Linked DNA regions of Mus musculus: region 1 is linked to region 2. A link is a loop called in an ENCODE intact Hi-C map of the cell type or tissue named here. Cell type or tissue: heart. All regions are shown on one strand. Each heading gives the region's core, and the rest is flanking DNA. Links, peaks and the distances in the headings are about the cores only. Region 1 has its middle 29 kb from the start of Olfr164. Region 2 holds the start of LOC105246083 (a long non-coding RNA gene).

Evidence for each region. Peaks named below come from ENCODE experiments on the same cell type or tissue, not always from the same donor. Only the 100,000 strongest peaks of a DNase experiment are listed, where the experiment ranks them.
Region 1: a loop joins it to region 2, with 7 times the contacts of the local background. A loop is called at or near these places in 6 of 42 quality-filtered maps.

What each region holds. Positions count from the first base shown.
Region 1 is chr16:19,254,016-19,262,361 of GRCm38, forward strand. It overlaps Igl and Iglv2. Among named protein-coding and RNA genes, the nearest start is that of Olfr164, 29 kb to the right of the region's middle. In heart, for the core only: no CTCF peak of the experiment used is centred there; no DNase peak of the experiment used is centred there.
Region 2 is chr16:19,084,754-19,093,099 of GRCm38, forward strand. It overlaps LOC105246083 (a long non-coding RNA gene), which reads left to right and starts at 5,307. Exons shown (of 3, transcript XR_875947.2): 1 at 5,307-5,336. It also overlaps Igl and Iglv1. In heart, for the core only: a CTCF peak has its summit at 3,426 (motif pointing left); no DNase peak of the experiment used is centred there.

The DNA of each region.
Region 1 (8,346 bases), core at 278-8,277, 170 kb after region 2:
TTCAAGTGATATATTGAATAGGTAGGGAGAAAGTGGGCAGCCTTTTCTAGTCCCTGATTTTAGTGGGATTGCTTCCTGCTTATCACTATTTACTTTGATATTGGCTATTCGTTTGCTGCAGATTGCTATTATCATGTTTAGGTATGGGCCTTGAATTCCTGCTCTTTCCAAGACTTTTATCATGAATGGATGTTGGATTTTGTCAAATGCTTTCTCTGTATCTAACGAGATAATCATGTGGTTTTTGTCTTTGAGTTTGTTTATATAGTGGATTACGTTATGGATTTCTGTATGTTAAACCATTCCTGAATCACTGGAATGAAACCTATTTGGTTAGGATGGATGATTGTTTTGATGTGGTCTTGGATTCGATTAGTGAGAATTTTATTGAATATTTTTGCATTGATATTCATAAGGGAAATTGGTCTGAAGTTCTCTATCTTTGTTGGGTCTTTATGTGGTTTAGGTATCAGAGTAATTGTGGCTTCATAGAATTGGGTAGACTACCTTCTGTATCTATTTTGTGGAATTGTTTGAGAAGAACTGGAGTTATATCTTTGAAGGTCTGATAGAACTCTGCACTAAACCCATCTGGTCCTGCGCTTTTTTTGGTTGGGAGACTATTAATGACTGCTTCTATTTCTTTAGGGGATATAGGACTGTTTAGATCACTAATCTGGTTCTGATTTTACTTTGGTACCTAGTATCTGTCTAGAAATTTGTCCATTTCATCCAGGTTTTCCAGTTCTGTTGAGTATAGCCTTTTGTAGAAGGATCTGATGGTGTTTTGGATTTCTTCAGGATCTGTTGTTATGTCTCCCTTTTCATTTCTGATTTTGTTAATTAGTATGCTGTCCCTGTGCCCTCCTGCAATTCTGGCTAATGGTTTATCTATCTTGTTGATTTTCTCAAAGAACCAGCTCCTCGTTTGGTTGATTCTTTGAACAGTTCTTCTTGATTCCACTTGGTTGATTTTGCCTCTGAGTTTGGTTAGTTCCTGAAGTCGACTCCTCTTGGGTGAATTTGCTTCCTTTTGTTCTAGAGCTTTTGGGTGTGTTGTCAAGCTGCTAGTGTGTGCTCTCTTTAGTTTCTTTTTGGAGGCACTCAGAGCTATGAGTTTTCCTCTTAGAAATGCTTTCATTGTGTCCCATAAGTTTGGGTATGTTGTGGCTTCAATTTCATTAAACTCTAAAAAGTCCTTAATTTCTTTCTTTATTTCTTCCTTGACCTGGGTATCATTGAGGAGAGTATTGTTCAGTTTCCAAGTGAATGTTGGCTTTCTGTTATTTACGTTGTCTCACCTTTGCAGACTAGGCTCTGAGGGATACAGGAACCAAGATGGCTCCCCCAGGTGCTCTGGCCGAATTGCTAGGTTTTATTGTACAACTTTAGAAACAAGAAACTTGAATGAAAAGGAAGAGATTTTGATCATGCAAGTTAATTATAAGCTTTGATACCTTCCTAAAGGCAAAAGTAAGCAGTTTTAGAAATCCGGATGTTCTCCTATTCTTCACAGAATTGTAAGAAAGATAAGAATCGTACTGAAAAAAGGGTTCATGTGAGAGATGCATAAGAGTCATCTGTGCTCAGTGAAGTGCCTGCCATCCTGAATAGACTTGTCAGATCATAACTTTGCTGATAGACCACCCTTGCTTAAGCAAAGGGACTGAACAACGTTTTAAGATTGAAAGGAAAAGGACAGTGGTCTGATGCTCAATATAAAAGAAATATAGAGGAGGGAACAGAAGAATTAAATAAGGGTTAGAGAATAAACTTTTTAACAAAACCAAGTTTAATATAATAGGTAGTAGGAAATGACTTTTGAACTATTTATCTTTTGCCAAACTTCAACACAATCAAATTCAAAGAGAGTCAGCTGCTCTATCATTTCTGTAACTAAAAGGCTTTTCAAGACCAATCTTAAGGAAGATGATATTGAATTTAAAGAAAATTGTTTTTATCAAAATATTGTTTTAGTTCTTATAAAATTGCTGTTTGTTTGCTTTGTGCCTTTTTCAATATTCTTGTGTAACCAAGGAAGACTTTAGAAGAAAATATATTTTCAACAGCTGTGTAATCAAGGAATACAATTTTTTGAGGAAATGATTTTCTGTATAAATATAACCTTAAAAAGACAAAAGTTGTCAGAGTAGAAAAAAACCAAACCAAAAAATGCGTCCTCTCTGCCCTGTCTCTCAGGAAAGAAATGTAGCCCCAAGTCTGATCCTTCCTTCCCTTCATACTCTTGCATCCTCCCTTCTCCAGACCCTGCCCTCAGCAAATCCTGGTCCCCAGCAAATTTGAGATAATGTTTAAATTTTTATATAATATAGGAACATTACTCAGCCTAAACAGGTTATATTTATGTGATTAGAAATATCTGTGCCTGTACATTTTTGTGGGAATACTTGAAGCAATAAAGGGGAGACAGAATTGATATATTTATCATCTCAAAAATGAACTATTTTTTTAATTTAAGTTCTTAGCACAATAAAGGTCTATCTCAGAACTACCTTTAATGTGCCTTCCTTAATTACATTCCAGAGGTTACTTTAATTCATTTTTAAAAAGTCTTCCTTGACAGATTTTTTTTTTGTTTAGTCCCCATAACATTGTGCATATTTGTAAGTTCTGTTGCTGTTGAAACAAAATTTTATTCCACTGTACTCAGTCAGAATTCAGGATGGTATTTAGATTTTATATATTGGCACATATTTGATTTGTTTTCTAACATATCATCACTTGAATGAAAAATTCCATGAAGTGCTGACAAACTATTATTTCTTTAGTTTTCTAATGAAATCATCTGTATGTACCCATTGTTTCCATTTGGTTTGTAATATAACTTTATAATGATTTTATCTTTATGTTTATTTTGATGACCTGTCTATTGATAGGGGTGAGCTACTGAAGTTATCATACTAATATGTTCGGGATAACCGATGGACTTATGTCTAGAATATGAAATGGTGTATATTTACAATTGGAATATTCTTGTGTGGCATGATTCATTTGATGAGCAATATTATTTCTTATGACTAATACTATTTAGTGACATATAGGAATAATTGTGCCCACTGGTCTTTTAGCTCTGTTTGGAATATCTTTTACTTCCTTTGATCTTAAGGTGGTATCTATAATTAATGATAAATTATGTTTCTTGAAATCAGAAAAAAATAACATTGGGTTTTCAAATCAAATCTGCTATTATGTATCATTTATTGAAAAGCTGAAGCCATTAATCAGACGTATTGACAGATATTTATTAATTCCTTTTACATTGGTTATTTTATGATTTTTGGGGGGCATCTTTTGATTATCTATCCCAGCTTTGTATGTTTCCTATGAAATGTGGTGACTTCCTCTGATCTCATTTTTGTTCATGCTTCCAGTCAGAATAAAGTACAGTTGACTTAGTGGCCATAAGTACTTTTAATTTGTTTGGATTATAAAAGGCTTTTGGTTTCCCCTCTATTTACAATGTAAAAACTTTTGCTATAATAATATGATATGTTGGTATGAACAATTGGAGGAGGTAATGACACTATTAGGAGGTGTGGCCTTGTTGGAGAATGTGTGTCACTGAGGTGGTGGGCTTTATGAACATTCTCTTAGCTGCTTGGAAGCCAGTTTTCTCCTTTTCTCCTTCAGAAAAAGATGTAGAACTCTCAGCCACTCCAGTGCCTGGCCTACCTAGATACATCATGCTTCTTGCCTCAATAATAATTGAGTGGAACTCTGAGCCTGTAAGATAGCCCCAACAAAATGTTGTGCTTTATAAGAGTTGCTTTGTTTCTGGTGTCTCTTCACAGCAACAGAAACCGTAACACATGGGTTAACTTTATTATTATTATTATTATTATTATTATTATTATTATTATTATGGAATATATATTTCCAGGTCCTTTAGCATTTAAAATTTTCTATTAAATAATCCATTGTTCTTTCTGTTTGCCTGCTTTATAACTTACTTGGCCTTTCTTGCTTAGAAATTTCAGTAGCCTTTCTTTTTCTCTGGCTTTGTTATTTTAAGTTTAATATGTTGCTGTAACCTGTATAGTTTCTGCCTTGGAATCCTAGCTATGAATGGCTGGGTAATAAGGAAATAACCATCATGGAAAACCCATCATGATTCTGGAATGAGGAGGAGGTGTCAAGCATTAACACAACTAGAACCTTGGCATATTGATTAGGTACAGCATGGGGGAATACTCATCTGGTCTAAGTTGGACACCTTGGGATGGGAATATCCAGGAGGAAGAAGCTACAGGTTTTAAGTATTTGTACTCACTGACCAATCATCTGTAATACTTATACTTGTCCTCCTAAGGAAACCATTGCTATTCCTTTTGAACCTGGTCTTTATGGGCAATGACTTAATCAATTTACCATGGGCCAATTAGTGTCAGAGTCTTAAAGACCTCTTGCTCATTACAAACACACATTCAGTCAATATCCTACTCCTACAGGGATTCCTATGATTCCAGAAAATATGCCATGGTGGGTTACCGTTTTCATTCTATCTATTCAGTGTTCTCTGAATTTCTTGTACTTGGATGAGAACTCTTCATTCTGTATTTGAGACTGTTTCTTCTATGATTTTATTGAAAATATATTCTATGCATTCTTCTTCTTCTTCTTCTTCTTCTTCTTCTTCTCCTTCTTCTTCTTCTTCTTCTCCTTTCCTCCTCCTCCTCCTCCTCCTTCTTCTTTTTTCTTCTTCTTTTTCTCCTCCTCCAACTACTACTACTACTACTACTACTACTACTACTACTGCTATGGCATAATCTGGAGGTTGGTGCTTTTCCTGATGTCTCAAAAATTTCCTGTGTTCTATATATACTTTTCATTCATAATTGACCAATTCTGAGTAACCTAACTCTTCTACCTTGTCTTCATTCCCTTGGAAGTCTATTTACTATGTGGTCCACTCCACTGATAAGGGTCTACTGGGTTTTCTGTTTGGCCTAATTAGTTTTTTACAGCATTATTTCAGCTTGTATTTGTCAGTAATTCTATTTACTCAGTGAATTATATTTTTATATTTTTAATTGACATCCTTATAGCATTCAGCTATTTGTTTTTCTTCTGAAATGTATATTCATGTACTCTATGAATTATTTGAACATAATTTTAATATACTTTTGATTTCTTGTCATGTCTTTCTTCAGATAAATTTCATTTTGTGTCACTGGATAAATTTTCTCATTAGTGGAGGATACATGGTATCTTTGTCATTTTGTTTTGTTTTGTTTCAGTCCTGGGGTTGACAAATCTAGAAGAGTCTATTTATTGAATTCTGTCTTTGTAGCTCTGTCTTTCTTATTCAAGTTACTTTTCTACATTCAGTAAAGAAAACTACAATATTCAAGAGAAAATAAGATGTCATGATCTCTTATGGGGATGATACTGAATATAGCATATACCATGAAAATTGCCAGCAAGTAGATATGCACATAGTAAAGAAAATTATAGTGTTCTGATGTCTGGAGTAAAGTTCCTGATAGGTCTGAGTAGGTGTAAGTCTCTGTAACTATAGTCCTTCATGGTGGAGGCGTTCATAAGACCTAGGCTTCTGGTGAACTAGGATCCAGGGTAACATAAAAAGGCATTGTCAGGGAAATCAAGTTTACCATACGTTAAACAGGAATCAGTCATGGATGGGCATATGCAGCAAACTAAAGAAAGCAGTAAGAAGGTATCCTGAAGAAACCATGTTGTATCAGCACTTGTAGAAAAGTTTCTGCCAGTGAAGGGTGACATATGCTCCCTTAAGAAATTTTATGAACACATATATCTTAGTCTCATTTCAGTTGCTGACTTAAAATACCAGAATATAAAGCATCTAGTGAAAGAAAGAGCTTGTTTCTATTCACAGGTCCATATTACAGTCCATTATTGCAGGGAAGTCACAGCAAAGGGAACTTTAGGCATCTAGTCACATCACACTCCAAATCCAACACCACAAAAATGAGTATATATTTGATCTTTTCCTGACTTGCTTGCTTGCACTCAGCTTGACTTCCTGCTAATACAGTTCAGGACAGTGTGCCTGAATCATGATGCTACCCACAATGATCTTTCCCCATCAATTAATTAAAGGTTCCTTAGGACACCCCAATGTAGATAAACTGTACATTGACGTTCCCTTCTCAATGATTCTATGTTCTGCCAAGTTGATAAACAAAGCTTGTCATCAAGGCATAATTATTATACAATTTGTTGAAATAAAACTTTTTGTTGCTCGAGACAACAGCTTTTATAAATTTCTCTATAGTAAAAGAGAACAGACTAGGGACATGTAGCCACCTGTTAAGAAGATGGTAGTTATGAGACTGTACCAGAGTGTTCTTGTTCTACTTCCCCATCTACACATGTCATTGTGGAAATGGGTGCTGTACCATAGAGCACAGAAATACATTGCATCATCCTCAGTCTGTGCCCCTGTGATGGTGAGGGCAGCCTTGTCTCCAATCAGGGAGCCTGAGAATCTGACAGGAACACCTGGAGCTCGGTTGCTGGTACCACCTATTAGACCAGTGAATAAATGATCTGGTTTTTCTTGGACCCAGTTGGCATAGTTACTAGTTGTAACAGCCCCAGTACTTGAGCGACAAGTGAGTATGACTGTTCCACCAGGTGATGTGGTGAGTGCAGATTCCTGAGTCACAACAGCCTGGGAACTGGCTCCTGCAAACAGGTAAGAAATCCAGTCATCAGTAGCAAATCAGAGACAAGATGTGTATTGTTGCATACCCACTGCAGTGTAGAAAGGCTGCTGACCTGAGCAGAGAGCCAGGAGAGAGAGTATAAGTGAAGTCCAGGCCATAATTCACAAACCAAGTCTATTATTTTCAATATTGGTCAGCAGCAGGCAGTGAGACAGACATAATATAACTCTTAGTATGGGCTGGGCTGGGCTAGTAATGCAAATTACTTTCATTTACAGGTTTATTATAAGATGTCACGTGAGATCTACTACACTGACACAAATAAATGTTCACATGTTACTAAGAACAGAGCTCAGGGGCATTAATCATCAATTTTTCAGGCTTATCCAGAGTCATAAACACATCCTATCAATATTTTAGAGTGACAATAGTAATGAAAATCATGTGTCACCATGTGTTGCCCTACTCACAGCATTACAAATATGTAGACCAGTGTAAAGGAATGAATAAGGAGAAAAAAGCAAAGTTTTTATAGTTTCCAGTAACTACATTAATTATGGAAAAGTGACTTATACTGTGTTTGTTCATTCCAATGGTCAGTTCATGGAAGAAGATTAATGTGTGTAGTATAATGAGTCTAAATCTGGGAAATGATATAATTATAAAGATGAATTGAGAAATGGAATGAAAAGGGCAGAGAGTGCCTAGGTTTTAAAGACCCATGCATTTCAAAGCAGTCCATTGTAGAATTAACACAAACAATTCAAACAGAGTATCATTCTATTCTAGCTCAACAATACATTAATACTTGGTATGAATATTCACAGTTCAGAGACGTTAATGTGTATATAGCAACAAAAACACCCTAGTATACCTACATAAAGATGTCCCATAAAGATTGGAAAGGGTCAACTACATACAAAGACAAACTGATAACTGTGTTTTGAAATCACCATGACAATATTTAAAAAACATTATTTCTTTGTGTATGTGCATGTTTTGTAAAAATAGGATGCAGTTTCAAGCAACAAAGCAGATAGATAACTGGATCTATTTGTAAAATGGATGGATGTGGAAGGGAAAACGTAGGGTGACAGAATCTAACTTTTCATTTTGTTAAATATGTATGTCCACCTGTTCTAGCATTCTCAAAATCAGTTTTTAATATAAATTATATGTGTATGTGTACATCTTGTCTTCAACGTGGGCATATATTTGAGAACAAATCTTGCTTACAAAACTTCTTACATAATAACGTAATTCTGAAAATATTAATAACAACATATCTATATTGGAAACTCTTCACAGAAGATTAGTAGAAATATGGGCATCAAACCTGAATTGTGATGTCTATTTCTCACATTATCTTTTTGTATACATGTGATTCATGAACATTTCTATGACAATGTCAATATTTGGTGTTAGGATCTTGAAACTGTCAGGAAAGTACTGTTTGAGTATGAGGAAAACATAAGGAACTATTCCCAAGACAATCAGAGCTACCCTTGTCAAGCAGAAATTAAATTTATGTGTGGAGTGGAAAATGAGATTTAAATCAAAAAGGAAAATGGTTAATGGTAAGATCAACAGGGGTCAGTGTGAACGATCATGGAAATAGCAGAGCTTCCAGAACTCAGTGAATAGGGGGCTGGATTTGACTTGGGTATGGACACAG
Region 2 (8,346 bases), core at 34-8,033:
CCAATGTAGATAAACTACATTGAGGTTCTCTTCTCAATGATTCTATGTTGTGCCAAGTTGGTAAACAAAGCTTGTCATCAAGGCATAATTATACAATTTGTTGAAATAAAACTTTTTATTGATTGAGACAACAGCTTTTATAAATTTCTCTATAGTAAAAGAGAACAGACTAGGGAGATGTAGCCACCTGTTAAGAAGATGGTAGTTATGAGACTGTACCAGAGTGTTCTTGTTCTACTTCCCCATCTACACATGTCATTGTGGAAATGGTTGCTGTACCATAGAGCACAGAAATATATTGCCTCATCCTCAGTCTGTGCCCCTGTGATGGTGAGGGCAGCCTTGTCTCCAATCAGGGAGCCTGAGAATCTGGCAGGAACACCTGGAGCTCGGTTGTTGGTACCACCTATTAGACCAGTGAATAAATGATCTGGTTTTTCTTGGACCCAGTTGGCATAGTTACTAGTTGTAACAGCCCCAGTACTTGAGCGACAAGTGAGTGTGACTGTTTCACCAGGTGATGTGGTGAGTGCAGATTCCTGAGTCACAACAGCCTGGGAAATGGCCCCTGCAAACAGATGAGAAATCCAGTCATCAGTAGCAAATCAGAGACAAGATGCGCATTGTTGCATACCCACTGCAGTGTAGAAAGGCTGCTGACCTGAGCTGAGAGCCAGGAGAGAGAGTATAAGTGAAATCCAGGCCATAATTCACAAACCAGGTCTATTCTTTTCAATATTGGTCAGCAGCAGGCTGTGAGACAGACATAATATAACTCTTAGTATGGGCTGGGCTGGGCTAGTAATGCAAATTACTTTCATTTACAGGTTTATTATAAGATGTCATGTGAAATCTACTACACTGACACAAGTAAATGTTCACATGTTACTAAGAACAGAGCTCAGGGGCATTAATCATCAATTGTTCAGGCTTATCCAGAGTCATAAACACCCACTATCCATATTCTAGAGTGACAATAGTAACGAAAATTATGTTTTACCACATGATAATGCCCTACTCACAGCATTACAAATATGTAGGTCAGTGTAAAGGAATAAATAAGGAGAAAAATGCAAAGTTTTTATAGATTTTCTAGTTAAGTATATTAATTATGGAAAAGTGACTTATACTGTGTTTGTTCATCCCAATGGTCAGTTCATGGAAGAAGATTAATGTGTGTAGTATAATGAGTCTAAATCTGGGAAATGATATAATTATAAATATGAATTGGGAAATGGTCTGAAAAGGGTAGAGAGTGCCTAGGTTTTAAAGACTCATGCATTTCAAAGCAGTCCATTTTAGAATTACCACAAATAATTCTAACAGAATATCATTCTGTTCTAGCTCAACAATGCATTAATACTTGGTAGAAATATTTACAGTTCAGAGAAGTTAATGTGTATATAGCAACAAAAACACCCCAGTATATCTACATAAAGATGCTCTGAAAAGTTTGGAAAGGCTCAACTGCATACAAAGACAAACTGATAACTGTGTTTTGAAATCACTATGACAATATTTAAAAAACATTATTTCTTTGTGTATGTGCATGTTTTGTAAAAATAGAATGCAGTTTCAAGCAACAAAGCAGATAGATGACTGGATTTATTTGTAAAATGGATGGATTTGGAAGGGAAAACATAGGGTGACAGAATCTAACTTTTCATTTTGTTAAATATGTATATCTACCTGTTCTAGCATTCTCAAAAACAGTTTTTAATATAAATTTTATGTGTATGTGTTCATTTTGTCTTCAACGTGGGCATATATTTGAGAACAAATCTTGCTTACAAACCTTGTTTAAAGTATATCATAATAATGTAATTCTGAAAATACTAATAACACTATGTCTATATTAGAATATTGGCACAGAAGATTAATAGAAATATGTTCATCAAACCTGAATTGTGATACATATTTCTCACATTTTCTTTTTGTATACATGTGATTCGTGAACATTTCTATGACAATGTTAATATTTGGTGTTAGGATCTTGAAACTGCCAGGAAAGTACTGTTTGAATATTGGGGAATCATAAGGAACAAAAGATTAAGAGCAAACCTTGTCAAGCAGAAATTATATTTAAATGTGGAATGGAAAATGAGATTTAAATCAAAAAGGAAAATGTTTACTGGTAAGATCAACAGGGGATTGGTGTGAACGATCATGGAAATAGCAGAGCTTCCAGAACTCAGTGAATAGGGGGCTGGGTTTGACTTGGGTATGGACACAGACAGGTGTTGACCTTGTTTCCAGCCTTCACAGGAAGGAGAATGTGTACTTCTATCCACATCTTGATGTTTGATATTGAATACTTCCACCAGTTTGGGATTGAGTGAATTCAGAAGTTTTGGGGAAATAAACTATACCTGAACAGTAGGGCAATGGGCAGAGCAGTGGCTGAATGCTGGCGTTCTCTATACCTCAACAAGATAGTGTAGGCAGCTGAGTACCCATAACCTGGCAAAGACCATGAGAGAATACTCAGTTGGGATCAAAATAGGTGTTCCTAGGTATTCCTGGCCTAGGTGTGCAATGTGCAGTAGGAATTGAGATCTGCAAATATACATATCTCCCTCTGACTTTTGGGAAGAGCAGAAGGAAAGGCAAACACAAGTCACAGACAGAGGGACACTGATCCTTACTTTACAGTGGGCTGACTCTGATTCTTGTCTCATTATATCCATACCTCTTGCCAGAACCTGAGTTTTCCCTACAAATATGTTTTCATCCATGATTACCTCATTCTGCTCTCAAAAGTATTGTTGATAGTTCTCTCTCTCTCTCTCTCTCTCTCTCTCTCTCTCTCTCTCTCTCTCAGACACACACAGACTTAGTAAGACGAAGTTTGATTTTTGTCTTGGGAACCAGTCAGGAACCAGTACCAGATGAGCAAGGTATAGGTCTGCTTAATATACTTACAGACTTGAGAAGATGCAGCTACTGATTCTCAATTAGTGAGCAAATAGCATCTCTTCTGTGCCAAGGTTTCTTTGGGGAAATGGTCCTTAGTAATTCATTTACTGCAAACCAGGACTGTGGCACAGGCACAAGGAGCACAGTCATCATGTCCAAGGAAATATTTTCACTTTGCAGCTCCCCTAATCTCTGACTGAATTAAAGCATTCATAGACTAATTTCTAACTTTTGTGGCTCTGATATTCTGTGTGTAATTCTGAAATCTCTCACAATCAAGAAGCTCTTCCCAGTGAACTATATGTACTGTGCATTATGTTTATGAGCTGTAAAACCCTTCTAGTACCTTGTTACACTGTGAGAGTCAGATCAAAGGAGGCCCTGTGTTTTTTGAGATGGATTTTCCCCCTGGGAAGAATCAGATCTTGTAACACTGTAAGGGGCCAATGAGCAACTGTATATGGTTCAGTGAATTTAAACACGTGGTCTCTGAAGACTTCTGAGAAGGGTCACACCACCCTCTAGTGGCTTTATTATTCTCATTTGTTCATTTAACCACTCTTATTGTTACTAGACAACCCTACATTTATTTGCCAAGCTGCCTAATAAGTATTACATTTTCCTCTTCAATTATTTCAGTTTATATTTTGTTTCAGAAATTAGTCTCAATTTTTTGTACATTGATTTCAATGTTTTGGGGATTTATCCTTATTTAAGTGCTTTGACAAAACACAAGTAATGATTTCCATGACTGAAAGAGGAAATCATTGATTTTGAGAATCATATGTACAGGTTATTTAGTAAGAATCATACTTAAGACATTAAAGAATGAGGGAAAAAATAGTCCAAGATTGGGTTAATGTATCAAAGATCATGGATCATGTATTAGATACTAGTGACAGAATTTCACATGTTGTGTCCAGAATTATTGCCAAAATTGAATATTATGTGACATTTTAGAATGACAACTAATGTCAGAGGACATGATCAGAAGTTCTCATATGTCTTGAACTTGATTGGTCTTGTTTTCTCTGCAAAATAACCCAATTCAATTTTGAGGAGGATTAAGTGTTTACAGTGGTATGAAAGTCTTAGAGGAGCCTAAATCTCCCAATTTTCTGGCATTTTCCAGGACTCTTAGTTGATTGCCTATGTTTTTTTTCTTTTTAAATATTTTTTATTAGGTATTTTCCTCATTTACATTTCCATTGCTATCCCAAAAGTCCCCCATACCATCCTCCCCCACTCCCCTACCCACCCACTCCAATTTTTGGCCCTGGCATTCCCCTGTACTGGGGCATATAAAGTTTGCAAGTCTAATGGGCCTCTCTTTCTAGTGATGGCCGACTAGGCCATCTTTTGATGCATATGCAGCTAGAGTCAATAGCTCCCGGGTACTGGTTAGTTCATATTGTTGTTCCACCTATAGAGTTGCAGTTCCCTTTAGCTCCTTGGGTACTTTCTCTAGCTCCTCCATTGGGGGCCCTGTGATCCATCCAATAGCTGACTGTAAGCATCCACTTCTGTGTTTGCTAGGCCCCAGCATAGTCTCACAAGAGACAGCTATATCAGTGTCCTTTCTGTAAAATCTTGCTAGTGTATGCAATGGTGTCAGCGTTTGCAGGCGGATTATGGGATGGACCCTGGATATGGCAGTCTCTAGATGGTCCATCCTTTTGTCTCAGCTCTAGACTTTGTCTCTGTAACTCCTTCCATGGGTGTTTTGTTCCCAATTCTAAGAAGGGGCAAAGTGTCTACACTTTCTTCTTGAGTTTCATGTGTTTCACAAATTGTATCTTATATCTTGGGTATTCTAAGTTTCTGGGCTAATATCCAATTATCAGTGAGAACATATCATTTGATTTTTGTGTTTGGGTTACCTCACTCAGGATAATGCCCTCCAAGTCCAACCATTTGCCTAGGAATTTCATAAATTCATTCTTTTTAATAGCTGAGTAGTACTCCATTGTGTAAATGTACCACATGTTTTTGTATCCATTCCTCTGTAGAGGGGCATCTGGGTTATTTCCAGCTTCTGGTTATTATAAATAAGGCTTCTATCAACATAGTGGAGCATGTGTCTTTCTTACCAGTTGGACCATCTTCTGGATATATGCCCAGGAGTGGTATTGTGGGATCCTCTGGTAGTACTATGTCCAATTTTCTGAGGAACCGCCAGACTGATTTCCAGAGTGGTTGTACAAGCTTGCAATCCCACCAAAAATGGAGGAGTGTTCCTCTTTCTCCCCATCCTCTCCAGCATCTGCTGTCACCTGAATTTTTGATCTTAGCCATTCTGACTGGTGTGAGATAAAATCTCAGGGTTGTTTTGATTTGCATTTCCCTGATGATTAAGGATGCTGAACGTTTTTTTTTTTTTTTTTTTTTCAGGTGCTTCCCAGCCATTCGGTATTCCTCAGGTGAGAATTCTTTGTTTAGCATAAGCTCCATTTTTAATGGGGTTATTTGATTTTCTGGAGACCACCTTCTTGAGTTCTGTATATATATATATTGGATATCATTCCCCTATCTGATTTAGAAAAGATAAAGATCCTTTTCCAATCTGTTGGTGGCCTTTTTGTCTTATTGACGGTGTCTTTTTGCCTTACAGAAGCTTTGCAGTTTTATGAGGTCCCATTTGTCAATTCTCAATCTTACAGAACAAGCCATTGCTGTTCTATTCAGGAATTTTTCCATAGTGCTCATATCTTCGAGGCTTTCCCCCACTTTCTCCTCTATAAGTTTCAGTGTCTCTGGTTTTATGTGGTGTTCCTTGATCCACTTAGATTTGATCTTAGTACAAGTAGATAGCAATAAATAAATTCACATTCTTCTACATGATAACTACCAGTTGTGCCAGCACCATTTGTTGAAAATGCTGTCTTTCTTCCACTGGATGGTTTTAGCTCCCTTGTTGAAGATTAAGTGACAATAGGTGTGTGGGTTCATTTCTGGGTCTTCATTTCTATTCCATTGGTCTACTTATCTGTCACTACCAACAGTACCATGCAGTTTTTATCACAATTGCAATGTAATACAACTTTAGGTCAGGCATGGTGATTCCACCAGAGGTTCTTTTATCCTTGAGAAGAGTTTTTGCTATCCTCGGTTTTTTGTTATTCCATATGAAATTGCAGATTGCTCTTTCTAATTCGTTGAAGAATTGAGTTGGAATTTTGATGGGGATTGCATTGAATCTGTAGATTGCTTTTGGCAAGGTAGCCATTTTTACAACGTTGATCCTGCCAATTCATGAGCATGGGAGATCTTTCCATCTTCTGAGATCTTCTTTAATTTCTTTCTTCAGAGACTTGAAGTTCTTATCATAGAAATCTTTCACTTCCATAGTTAGAGTTACGCCTAGGTATTTTATACTATTTGTGACTATTGAGAAGGGTGTTGTTTCCCTAATTTCTTTCTCAGCCTGTTTATTCTTTGTGTTGAGAAAGGCCATTGACTTGTTTGAGTTAATTTTATATCCATCTACTTCACCGAAGCTGTTTATCAGGTTTAGGAGTTCTCTGGTGGAATTTTTAGGGTCACTTATATATACTATTATATCATTTGCAAAAAGTGATATTTTGACTTCTTCTTTTCCAATTTGTATCCCCTTGATCTCGTTTTGTTGTCAAATCTATCTGGCTAGGACTTCAAGTACAATGTTAAATAGGTAGGGAGAAAGTGGGCAGCATTGTCTAGTCGCTGATTTTGGTGGGATTGCTTCCAGCTTCTCATCATTTACTTTGATGTTGGCTACAGGTTTGCTGTAGATTGCTTTTATCATGTTTAGGTATGGGCCTTGAATTCCTGATCTTTCCAAGACTTTTATCATGAATGGGTGTTGGATCTTGTCAAATGCTTTCTCCGCATCTAAGGAGATGATTATGAGGTTTTTGTCTTTGAGTTTGTTTATATAATGGGTTATGTTGATGGGTTTCCATATATTAAACCAACCCTGCATCTCTGGAATAAAACCTACTTGATCATGATGGATGATTGTTTTAATGTGTTCTTGGATTCAGTTAGTGAGAATTTTATTGAGTATTTTTGCATCGATATTCATAAGGGAATTTGGTCTGAAGTTCTCTATCTTTGTTGGATCTTTCTGTGGTTTAGGTATCAGAGTGATTGTAGCTTTATAGAATGAGTTGGGTAGATTACCTTCTACTTCTATTTTGTGGAATAGTTTGTGAAGAACTGGGATTAGATCTTCTTTGAAGGTCTGATAGAACTCTGCACTAAGCCCATCTGGTCCTGTGCTTTTTTTGGTTGGGAGACTATTAATGACTGCTTCTATTTCTTTAGGGGATATGGGACTGTTTACATCGTTAACTTGATCATGATTTAACTTTGGTACCTGGTATCTGTCTAGAAATTTGTCCATTTCATCCAGGTTTTCCAGTTTTGTTGAGTATATCCTGTTGTAGAAGGATCTGATGTTGTTTTGAATTTCATCAGGATCTGTTGTTATGTCTCCCTTTTCATTTCTTTCTTTTTTTTTAAAGATTTATTTATTTTTTATTATATGTAAGTACACTGTAGCTGTCTTCAGACACAATAGAAGAGGGAGTCAGATCTCGTTACAGATGATTGTGAGCCACCATGTGGTTGGCAGGATTTGAACTCAGGACCTTCAGAAGAGCAGTCGGGTGCTCTTACCTGTTGAGCCATCTCACCACCCCCTCCCTTTTCATTTCTGATTTTGTTAACTAGGATGCTGTCCCCATGGCCTCTAGTGAGTTTCGTTAAGCGTTTATCTATCTTGTTGAATTTCTCAAAGAACCAGCTCCTGGTTTGGTTGATTCTTTGAATACCTCTTCTTGTTTCCACTTGGTTGATTTCGCCTCTGAGTTTGATTATTTCCTACCTTTTACTCCTCTTGAGTGAATTTGCTTTCTTTTTTTTTCTAGAGCTTTTAGTTGTGTTGTCAAGTTGCTAGTGTGTGCTCTCTCTAGTTTCTTTCTGGAGGCACTCAGAGCTATGAGTTTCTCTCTTAGAAATGCTTTCATTGTGTCCCATAAGTTTAGGTATGTAATGGCTTCATTTTCATTAAACTCTAAAAAGTATTTAATTTTTTTCTTTATTCTTTCCTTGACCAAGGTATCATTGAGAAGAGTGTTGTTCAGTTTCCACGTGAATGTTGGCCTTCCATTATTTATGTTGTTATTGAATATCAGCCTTAGTCCGTGATGGTGTGATAGGATGCATGGGACAATTTCAATATTTTTGTATCTGTTGAGGCCTGTTTTGTGAGAAATTATGTGGTCAACTTTAGAGAAGGTACCATGAGGTGCTGAGAAGAAGGTATATCCTTTTGTTTTAGGATAGAATGTTCTGTAGATATCTGTTAAGCCAATTTGTTTCATAACTTCCGTTAGTTTCACTGTGTCCCTGTTTAGTTTCTGTTTCCATTATCTGTCCATTGATGAA